Regions from separate parts of the Homo sapiens genome. Here regions 1 and 2 are each linked to region 3. The links are chromatin contacts, found by Hi-C or POLR2A ChIA-PET in ENCODE. All regions are on one chromosome and are shown on one strand. The core of a region is the stretch at or near the end of the contact, and the rest is flanking DNA. Distances in the headings are between cores, read along the strand shown.

The links. A loop is a pair of places that touch in the nucleus more often than their neighbours do. ChIA-PET counts read pairs that join two places held with the same protein, here RNA polymerase II (POLR2A). Pooled maps may share reads with other maps.
Region 1: a loop to region 3 is called in a pooled map, with 4 times the contacts of the local background. The contact joins the enhancer-like site here to the promoter of COA1 in region 3. A Hi-C loop is called at or near these places in 6 of 37 single-sample maps with no recorded cell type and 8 of 50 pooled maps. POLR2A ChIA-PET finds 5 or more read pairs at or near these places in 1 of 52 experiments (WTC11).
Region 2: a loop to region 3 is called in a map of chondrocyte, with 2.1 times the contacts of the local background. The contact joins the promoter of HECW1 here to the promoter of COA1 in region 3. A Hi-C loop is called at or near these places in 1 of 168 maps with a recorded cell type or tissue (chondrocyte) and 6 of 50 pooled maps. POLR2A ChIA-PET finds 5 or more read pairs at or near these places in 1 of 52 experiments (activated CD4-positive, alpha-beta T cell).

Annotation. Positions count from the first base shown.
Region 1 is chr7:43,070,453-43,073,152 of GRCh38, forward strand. It overlaps LOC107986790 (a long non-coding RNA gene), which reads right to left. Exons shown (of 3, transcript XR_001745189.2): 2 at 1,402-1,536; 3 at 1-302. Among named protein-coding and RNA genes, the nearest start is that of HECW1, 41 kb to the right of the region's middle. Within about 2 kb of position 1,404, at least 3 of the 41 ENCODE cell types and tissues checked have a DNase peak (open chromatin) inside an H3K27ac peak, as active enhancers do.
Region 2 is chr7:43,111,120-43,113,898 of GRCh38, forward strand. HECW1 (HECT, C2 and WW domain containing E3 ubiquitin protein ligase 1) reads left to right here and starts at 1,528. Exons shown (of 30, transcript NM_015052.5): 1 at 1,528-1,818.
Region 3 is chr7:43,728,026-43,730,813 of GRCh38, forward strand. It overlaps COA1 (cytochrome c oxidase assembly factor 1), which reads right to left and starts at 1,498. Exons shown (of 6, transcript NM_018224.4): 1 at 1,404-1,498. RefSeq lists enhancers at 784-1,513, 1,514-2,242, 1,609-1,808.

The sequences.
Region 1 (2,700 bases), core at 154-2,653, 660 kb before region 3:
TTGAAATTATTGATGCTTTGGGAACATAATTACCATTTCCCTTGTACATCCCATTTCTTAAAATAAAATCTTTTACAATAAAGATTTACCTGTTAGCCCAAATCTGTCAAAACCTAGTGTAATATTCTTTTTACATTCCCATAGTAAATACCAGCATACAAATTCATTTGAGTGTCATGATTATTCCACGGATCAATGAGTGTAACAGATTGTGTGAAGTTGGTATAAACTGCATTACCATTGAGGGTTTCTTTTTTAACATCTTCCACTTGGACAACGAAAGAAAAAAATAGCTCCATTATCTGAAATAAAATATAACATAGAATATAATTAAGATGATTATTAATGCTTTTTATTTACATATGTTTGACTTTCAAGCCATCTGGCATCCCAGCTCTCTGCTTTATTTTTCTTTTGCCCATATTTCCTTCCTTACTTATTGTTAACGTAGCTTTATCTTATCTATTGGTATTTGTGAATTTCCTTAAGTCTGTTTTAAGATTTCAGGGGTAAATGAATAAAATAACTGATAAAATAGGCATTGTTAACAGAAAAACCAGCTCTGTAAAATATTTTAAAGAGGTTTATTCTGAGCCAATATGAGTGACCATGGCGGGGGAACACAGTCTCAAGAGGTCCTGAGAAAGTGGGTTTTACTTTTTCACTTTTTTCAGTTGCACACCAGGGTGGGTATGAATTTATAAAAGTGGCTTCCTTTTGAAATTGTATCACAGTGTGCTCTGAAAGCTGCAGAGGGCTACAGGGAGAAGGTGCCTTGTTTGTGATAGAGTATTAAACTTTCTATGCTAAAACTATGGAAAGCAATCTTCCCCTGCATTCTCTTTTTGAAATTATTGATGCTTTGGGAACATAATTACCATTTCCCTTGCACATCCCATTTCTTAAAATAAGATGTTTTTACAATAAAGATTTAAAATATTGAGGGAGCTGGGTTGCAGTTGAGTATTATACCTTTCGGGGAGGCAAGAGTTACAGGCAAAGACATCAATATTTTGCAGGTCTGTTCAGCTAAAGACAGGGTCCTTGTCCGTCCCCGGGCCATGAAAATTTAGGCTCAAAGACGGTTTGAAGGGTGGGTAAGACAAAGTTTTATTCGGTGAAAAGTGGGGAGAAAAAGGGGGAAACAGGGATCCTCAACAAGTCAGAGTCCCTGCTAGAGTGCTTGCCGCCAGCGGCTTGAATTCCAGGTTCCACACAGAAGAGGAGGAGCTGGCTCCTCCCTGCTGCAAAGGATGTGAACTATTGTGGCTCCATCCCAGTGTGCAGGCCAGCTGGAGTTTCTCTGGGGACCCCCTCCCACCTGGCTGTCTCATTCCCCGCTCTAGAGAGGTACATCTAACTGCCATTAGAATAAGGATAAGGAAGAAGAGCGATCTTAACTGCCTCCTGCTGACAGGGGGCGCTGTTTTGGGGGAAGCCGCAGTCAGAGCTCCCTCAGAGGCCTATTTAAGGGTTCCCAGCAGAAAGGGTCGTCATCAGAGGCTCCTGTTGCATGACTGACTGTAGTTTGATGGCCTGAAGGCAAGAATAGACAAACCAGCTTATTAGAAAACATGTATCAAAACAAAACAAGGAGAGGGGTAAGAACAGCTCAAAAATTCCAAGGCCTTTTACCAGTTTGCACAAGGCCAAAAGCCCAACTGGTTAAGAAAAAACTTTACGCTTTTGCCAGCATGTCAGTCTTCTGGGTTCCCTTCCCCTGAGCCCATTCCTAAGCCAGCCAGGTTAAGGTTTGGGAAATTAATTCTTTCCAGTTTGGAGGATGTTTCTGAGGGGAGTGTCCCATAGTATGAAGACACAATTACCTATCAGTGAAGAGGACAGAGGAGGAGAAAGGAAAAAAAGAAGGTGTTTTTTTTTTTTAAAAGGAGTCCTAGAGGTTCAGGATGCATTCAAAAGGGGTACAGACTGAAGGCGAATGGCTACCCATCTAGAAAGAGGGGGGCAGGCATCCCTGGTTCCCTTCTCTTCCTAGAAGATACCCAAGGTATTGTGGGACAATCAAAGATGGGAGAGACCGAACAGAGTGAGTCCAGGAAAGGTCTTTATTAAAAGGTGATCACCTGGCTCAGTAGGACTAGCGTCCAGGAAAGTCTGAGCCCCGGACAAAGAAAACAGCCACTTTTTAAGCAGCCAGTGGCCGGGAACTATGTGATGCAGGAAGTGTACTTACAGAAGTGAGAGCAAAGGCAGTTGATCAGTCTTTTACATTTATTTATATTACATGTTTCACATCTTTGGGAAACCATTAACTGTATAAACCATTTCTGTGTCAACCTTGTAACTTTGCAGCTGTGCTAGGGAGGTGAAGCAGGAACTCGCTGAGCCTCAAGGAATGTGAAACTAGCAAGTACAGATAAGGCTCGCTGAGCACAAAAGGAAAAACAGGCAGTTAGTATTTTTCTCTAACTTACACTACGGGGTGGGGCTACACTACAGTTAGCTTTGGAAGGAAAAAGTAAACATTTTTGGTTGTCTTTGATTATACTTGTAAAATTCATAAATTCCTTCTTCAGAGGTACATGAGGGAGAGAGGGAAAAGCATCCTCTTTCCTCTTCCATCTTTGCATCCCCAAGTCCCAGCAACCTTGGCAGGTGCCACCTTGGGTGGAAGAGCGGCTTGCACCCATGAAGCAGGGGGCCTAGTGGGTGAGAATCATCCGCTCTTATCCACATATG
Region 2 (2,779 bases), core at 278-2,777, 620 kb before region 3:
GAACATCCTGGCAATTAGTTGAGGTAAAAAAATTATCCTTTATTGTGGTTTGGTGACATTGTGCTAATTTAGAAACCATGGATGCTGGTTTATGTGAAAGTTTTTGTTTTCTTTCAAGTCTCTGGTTGGAAACATCACATGGTTGGTTGCTGTTGCTGTTTACTGCCACAGCCTGTTCAAGTCTATTCTCGGAGAGTTTTCTTCATATAGGAGTTGGTACTAATCCAAGTGTAAAATCCGGAGAAATGTGTGCACAGCTTTCTGTGTGGATTCTTAGCTAAGGTTTGAAAATGGTCTGCTTTGAGCTCATCTGACCAGAAGATCTGACTGCTGTCAGGCAAAGAAAAGGGTCTGTCAGGAAAGGACTGGGCACCCCAAGTGGAATACGGAAAGAGAAGGGCTGTGCCTCCTTGCAGAAAAGAGCACAGCTGGTGAAGCTGCCTTCACATCGTCCAAAGTTTCCAGTTCTGGAAAGTTCCAGTTGTAAGAGTGAAATCAATGCCAAGAGGCAGGTCAGTGGAATGAGAGGCACTGAGAAACTAGCCACTGTGGGTGGAAGGGGAAGGAGATTTGGTTTTGACAAGTCCGTACTCAGGTCTTCAGTAAGGAGTTCTGAAGTCAGGGTGAAGCCTTTGTTTATTCTAGAGGAGGCGGAGTTTGGGGTCTGGGAAAGAAGATAACTTCTCAGAAAGTGAAAAAAAGCTCATGTAGAGGATGCTGGGCAAAATAATGGGAAGGAATAAATCAGCATTGTAGAGAATGTGGTTGGATCATAAAATCCCAGGCTATAGAGATTATGTGCTCAAAGCCTCTGCATTTTATGTGAACACACACAAACCAAATGTCGACCAGATGCACAAAAATGTGCATACATGGAGCAGCCAACCACCAATAGTAACCAGCATTTCACTTCTCTTTGCATCTCAGTTGGCTGTACCTGGAAGGGTCTAGACTTTGCCTCCTTCTCGTTCTAGCATTCTGACACTGTGTGCAGTGTAATAGAAAACGCGGTTTGGGAGCTAGGTTTGCCCAACAATAGATATTCTGGGGTGATTTTCATCCTTTGCATTTGTCATTACGATGTTTTGTGTGCTTGTGCAAATACAGGACGGTTCCTGAAATGTGTCTCTGAGCGTTCTTAACTGTGTGTAAGGTAAGCGAGGAAAGTGTCTAAGACAGAGGCCAAGAACACCTGTCACAGGGTACCCGCCTAGAGTGTCTGTACCGCATCCTTTCTGCTACACTGTTTGCACACACACAAAAGGGCCGAGGAGCCAGGGTTGGTGTTGGATATGCCCAGTACGCGTGCTGGGTGTTGGAAGGATGGGGCCGGCGGTAACAAGAATCGATATATATTTACCGCGGGGGCGGGGGTGGGGGTGCGCGGAGGCTGCAGGGCGGGGCAGCGCTAATGAGAGCAAGCCCGGCTTGTGGTTGGTTCTGGAGTCTGGTACCCACAGAGGAGCAGGCAGGGAGGGAGGGGATGCAAGCGGGAGGATAAAGCGATGAAGTGTGCTGCGTTACCGCGCATCAGGCGCTGTTGTTGGAGCCGGAACACCGTGCGACTCTGACCGAACCGGCCCCCTCCTCGCGCACACACTCGCCGAGCCGCGCGCGCCCCTCCGCCGTGACAGTGGCCGTGGCCTCCGCTCTCTCGGGGCACCCGGCAGCCAGAGCGCAGCGAGAGCGGGCGGTCGCCAGGGTCCCCTCCCCAGCCAGTCCCAGGCGCCCGGTGCACTATGCGGGGCACGTGCGCCCCCCAGCTCTAATCTGCGCGCTGACAGGAGCATGATCTGTGCCCAGGCCAGGGCTGCCAAGGTAAGCGGGCGTAGCGCGGGGACACTGTCTGCCGCCCCTTCCCCCCCGCCCTTCTCTGGGCGGCTTCCCCGCCGCACGCGAGGCCCCGGCAGCGCCCTCCCTTCTCGGGGCCGAGATCCACCCTCCTCCCCACCCTCTCGCTTCTCCCGCGAGGTTCAATTGTCAGCCTGGGTCGCGCCGCCGCCCGGTCCGGGCCGGCATCCCCGGGTGGCGACCCCGGCTTGGGTACTGCAGGCGCACCCGGCCCTCCTGCGGGGTACGGAGAGAAACAAAGAAGCCCCCAAGCGGGTTCGCAGCGCCTCCCCCGCCCCTCAGCGCCCTCCCAGTGGCGAGGAGGTGTCAGGGGAGGGGGCGGAGAGACCTACGTAATCCCCCTTCCCAGCCCACACCCACCCCTTGTGAACCAAAGCTCTGGATTTGCGCTTCGCCTTGGGCTCGCTTTTGAACAATTGTGTCCCATGCAATGCCCGTGGTTAGCCCAGAGAGCGCCCAGAGCCTCCGCACGGGCTCGCCGGTGCTCGCTCGAGGGGCGCGTGGCCAGGTCCGGCCCTTGCTCCCATGGACGGGTGCAGGAGGGGAGGAGGCGCTGTGTGGGTGCTCCCCCAGCGCCTCCCTGTTACCGGCCGGCTGCGCCGCTCAGCCGGGCCTGCCACCTGAGTTTTAGCGGGAGCAGTCATGTCGCCTACCGTATTGCGACTTGCAGACAGGCAGGGAGGGAGCTGCCGGGGCGGGGAGGGGGGGGGAATGCGTCCGGTCCATTTTTGGCTGGAGGTGCGCTTCCTGCTACCCCCACGTTCCCGGGCGGTGACAATGCAGCAAAATCCGAGGGCTCAAACAATGTGGCCCCTCCATCCCCGGCTCCAGGGCATTCTGATTGCTCTGCCGCTTTGACGTCCCGGCCACTTGGCTGATTTTCAGAGCCATGATGCGCGGTGTCTCTGTCTTGCACACAGAGGCTGGG
Region 3 (2,788 bases), core at 248-2,747:
GTGCAGTGGCGCAATCTCGGCTCACTGCAAGCTCCACCTCCCGGGTTCACACCATCCTCCTGCCTCAGCCTCCCAAGTAGCTGGGACTACAGGCTCCCGCCACCACGCCCGGCTAATTTTTTGTATTTTTAGTGGAGACGGGGTTTCACCGTGTTAGCCAGGACGGTCTTGATCTCCTGACCTCGTGATCCACCCGCCTCGGCCTCCCAAAGTGCTGGGATTACAGGCGTGAGGCACCGCTACGTTTTAAATGGTGAACTCTACGGTAGGTGAACTATGTGTCAGGAAGCTGTTTTATTTTTTTAAAGGACTGAAGACTTTTGTTTTGTGTTTTGTTTTGTTTTCATTTTATCCCGTTTTTAAAACAGTGCCTAGCAATATTATGAATTCAATCGATTTTGGCTAAATGCTAGAACAAAAATTAAAACTTGAGTAAACCATATAAAACTTTGCCATATCTAAAGTTATTAAATTACCGTAGACTGGCATGGTGGGAGCATAATATGAGTGTACCTGCAGGTGTGTTTTCCATGAAAGTAGCAAAGACTGAAAAACTCAGCAGAATCAAGACCCTGTAGGCCCTTGAAGTTAGGCTAAGAAATGTGTATTATCCTGAAAGCAACGGGAAGGCCAGGAAGATTCTGAGGACAGAAATAACACAATCTGATATGCGTTTTAAACGTGCAGGTGTAAGCGGAGAGTTGCTACTTCTATCCAAACGTGAGCCACCTCAGAAATAAAGCAATAGCCCTCCGGGGAGAATGGGGAGGAATCAGGGGAAGACCGGAGAAACAGGTTATCAAATTATCAGAATCTCCATAGATTTTTTTAAATTACACAGCATCCACCCCCAAACACACATACAGACTGATAGGCACTGATATATACATAAATACATCCAATGTCCCCTACACAGAAAATCACTTTTGCAGTCAGCCCCTGTTGGGAGGGTTTTTCTGTTATTCAAGTGTGGTGGGGACAAAAAGTATTATAACCACTAAACCAGGTAATTCTTTCCTACAATAATTTGGGCAGCGTACTCCTCAGGGTGTTGAAATTTAGCACTACCAACAAAAGTGCCCAGTCCCAACTCTTCGAGAGGACCCTAACTCTTTACAGTGTGCTGTTGGGGATGGTCAGCAAAAACTGCAGGACAAGGTCAAGGTTAGCTCGACACAGCCTCCTAACTCCGAGCGGACGGAGCCACTGAAGGTTACCAGGTGCCAAAGAAGCTGCGCAGGGAGGCCGCGACCCGGCGCCGGCGCGAACCTCCGCGATGTGACCCGTGAGGGAACTCTCCAAGAAGCAGCGCACCCCGCGCGCAAAGGCGGCCCCCCGAATTGCAGGAACAAACGCTTCTTGCTGGGGGGAAGACGGAGACTCTTATACCGCGGGAGACTAACCTGTGAGCAACAGAAGCACCACGCTACAAAGAGCATGACGAGTTCTTCCAGGCTTGGGAAAGCACGGGTAAATGCCCGCGGTCCTGCGCGCCAGCGGGGAGCAGTAGAGACTTCCGGCGTCGGCTGCTCGCAGGGCTAGAGCGTCGAACCGGGACAACCGGAGGCTTCAGCTCACCTCGGATTGTAAATGCTAACACGGGTCCTCCGGCCGGCTGATCCAGAACTTAGGTCGCCGGGACGTGTGGCTTCTGCTTCTCAGACGCTCGGACTCGCGCCGGGAAGGGTTTCGCCTCCCCTGGTCCCCGCTTTTTTTTTTTTTTTCTGCGTCCGGTTATTGCAAATGCATTCAGTCCAGTAGCACTAGCCCAGGAAATATAAGCCACCGGCTCACGTTGCTCCTCACAGGTATGCGGCGCTTCCGCTGGCCTCCAAGGACACGAAGCCCCGGGCCGTCTGGCCCCCCACTCTAGCACTGAAATTCCTGCCGCCCCGTTCAGCTGACAAATTTGGCAGCACTAAATTTTATTTTATTCGACAAATTAAGTACCCAGTTAACACCAGGGAGTAACGGGGTAAGAAAATTTCAGAAGGCTGGTGGATAATAATAGCATTTACCTCATAAATTTGTTATGAGGATGTGAAGCACTTAGAGTAGTGTCTGGCAGTTTGTAGGCGCTCAGTAACTGTTAGCTGTTATTATTTTTATATTGATTATTCCATAGTCACCACTATTATCACCTTAATGTCAAGCTTGAAATCCAGTATCTTTCCTCTGCGAAGCCATCACTCCAAGACTAATTAACTTTAGACTGGGGCATTCTTCTTTAAACTCTTGCTCACACATCCCTATCAGAAAAAATATATATATATTTACATGTGTCATGTATGGCATTAATATATTATGCATGCTATAAAACTCACAAGACATCAAACTTTTGATGAGGTAAAAACAATTTTTAAACTTTTTTAAAAACTTCTAACAGAAGTTCTTTTCTTCCTCCACAACAATTAGGTTGCCAAACATACATTCTATCACTCTGGAATCCACTAGCTAAATGAGCACATTATCAAAGCAACCTACCGCTGAATTCTGACTTCCCAGAATGTTTCTTTTCCAAAGAATTAATAGAAACTAATCAGATTGTGAAGTGCTCGGCCATAAGGACTATTTAAATGGTTCTTAGAGAAAAAGAAGAAATAAAATAGGCATCCACTGAGTAATATTCATTGATGCAACATTGATTATTGACTTATTACATTTTCAAAGAGATTGAGGTTATAATACCTTACACCAAGCTTAATATTTCAAAGAATAAATCAACTAATAAAAAGCTTATGAGGTTTGGTATATGTGCATTTCATACAACGTTCATGAAAATGAACCC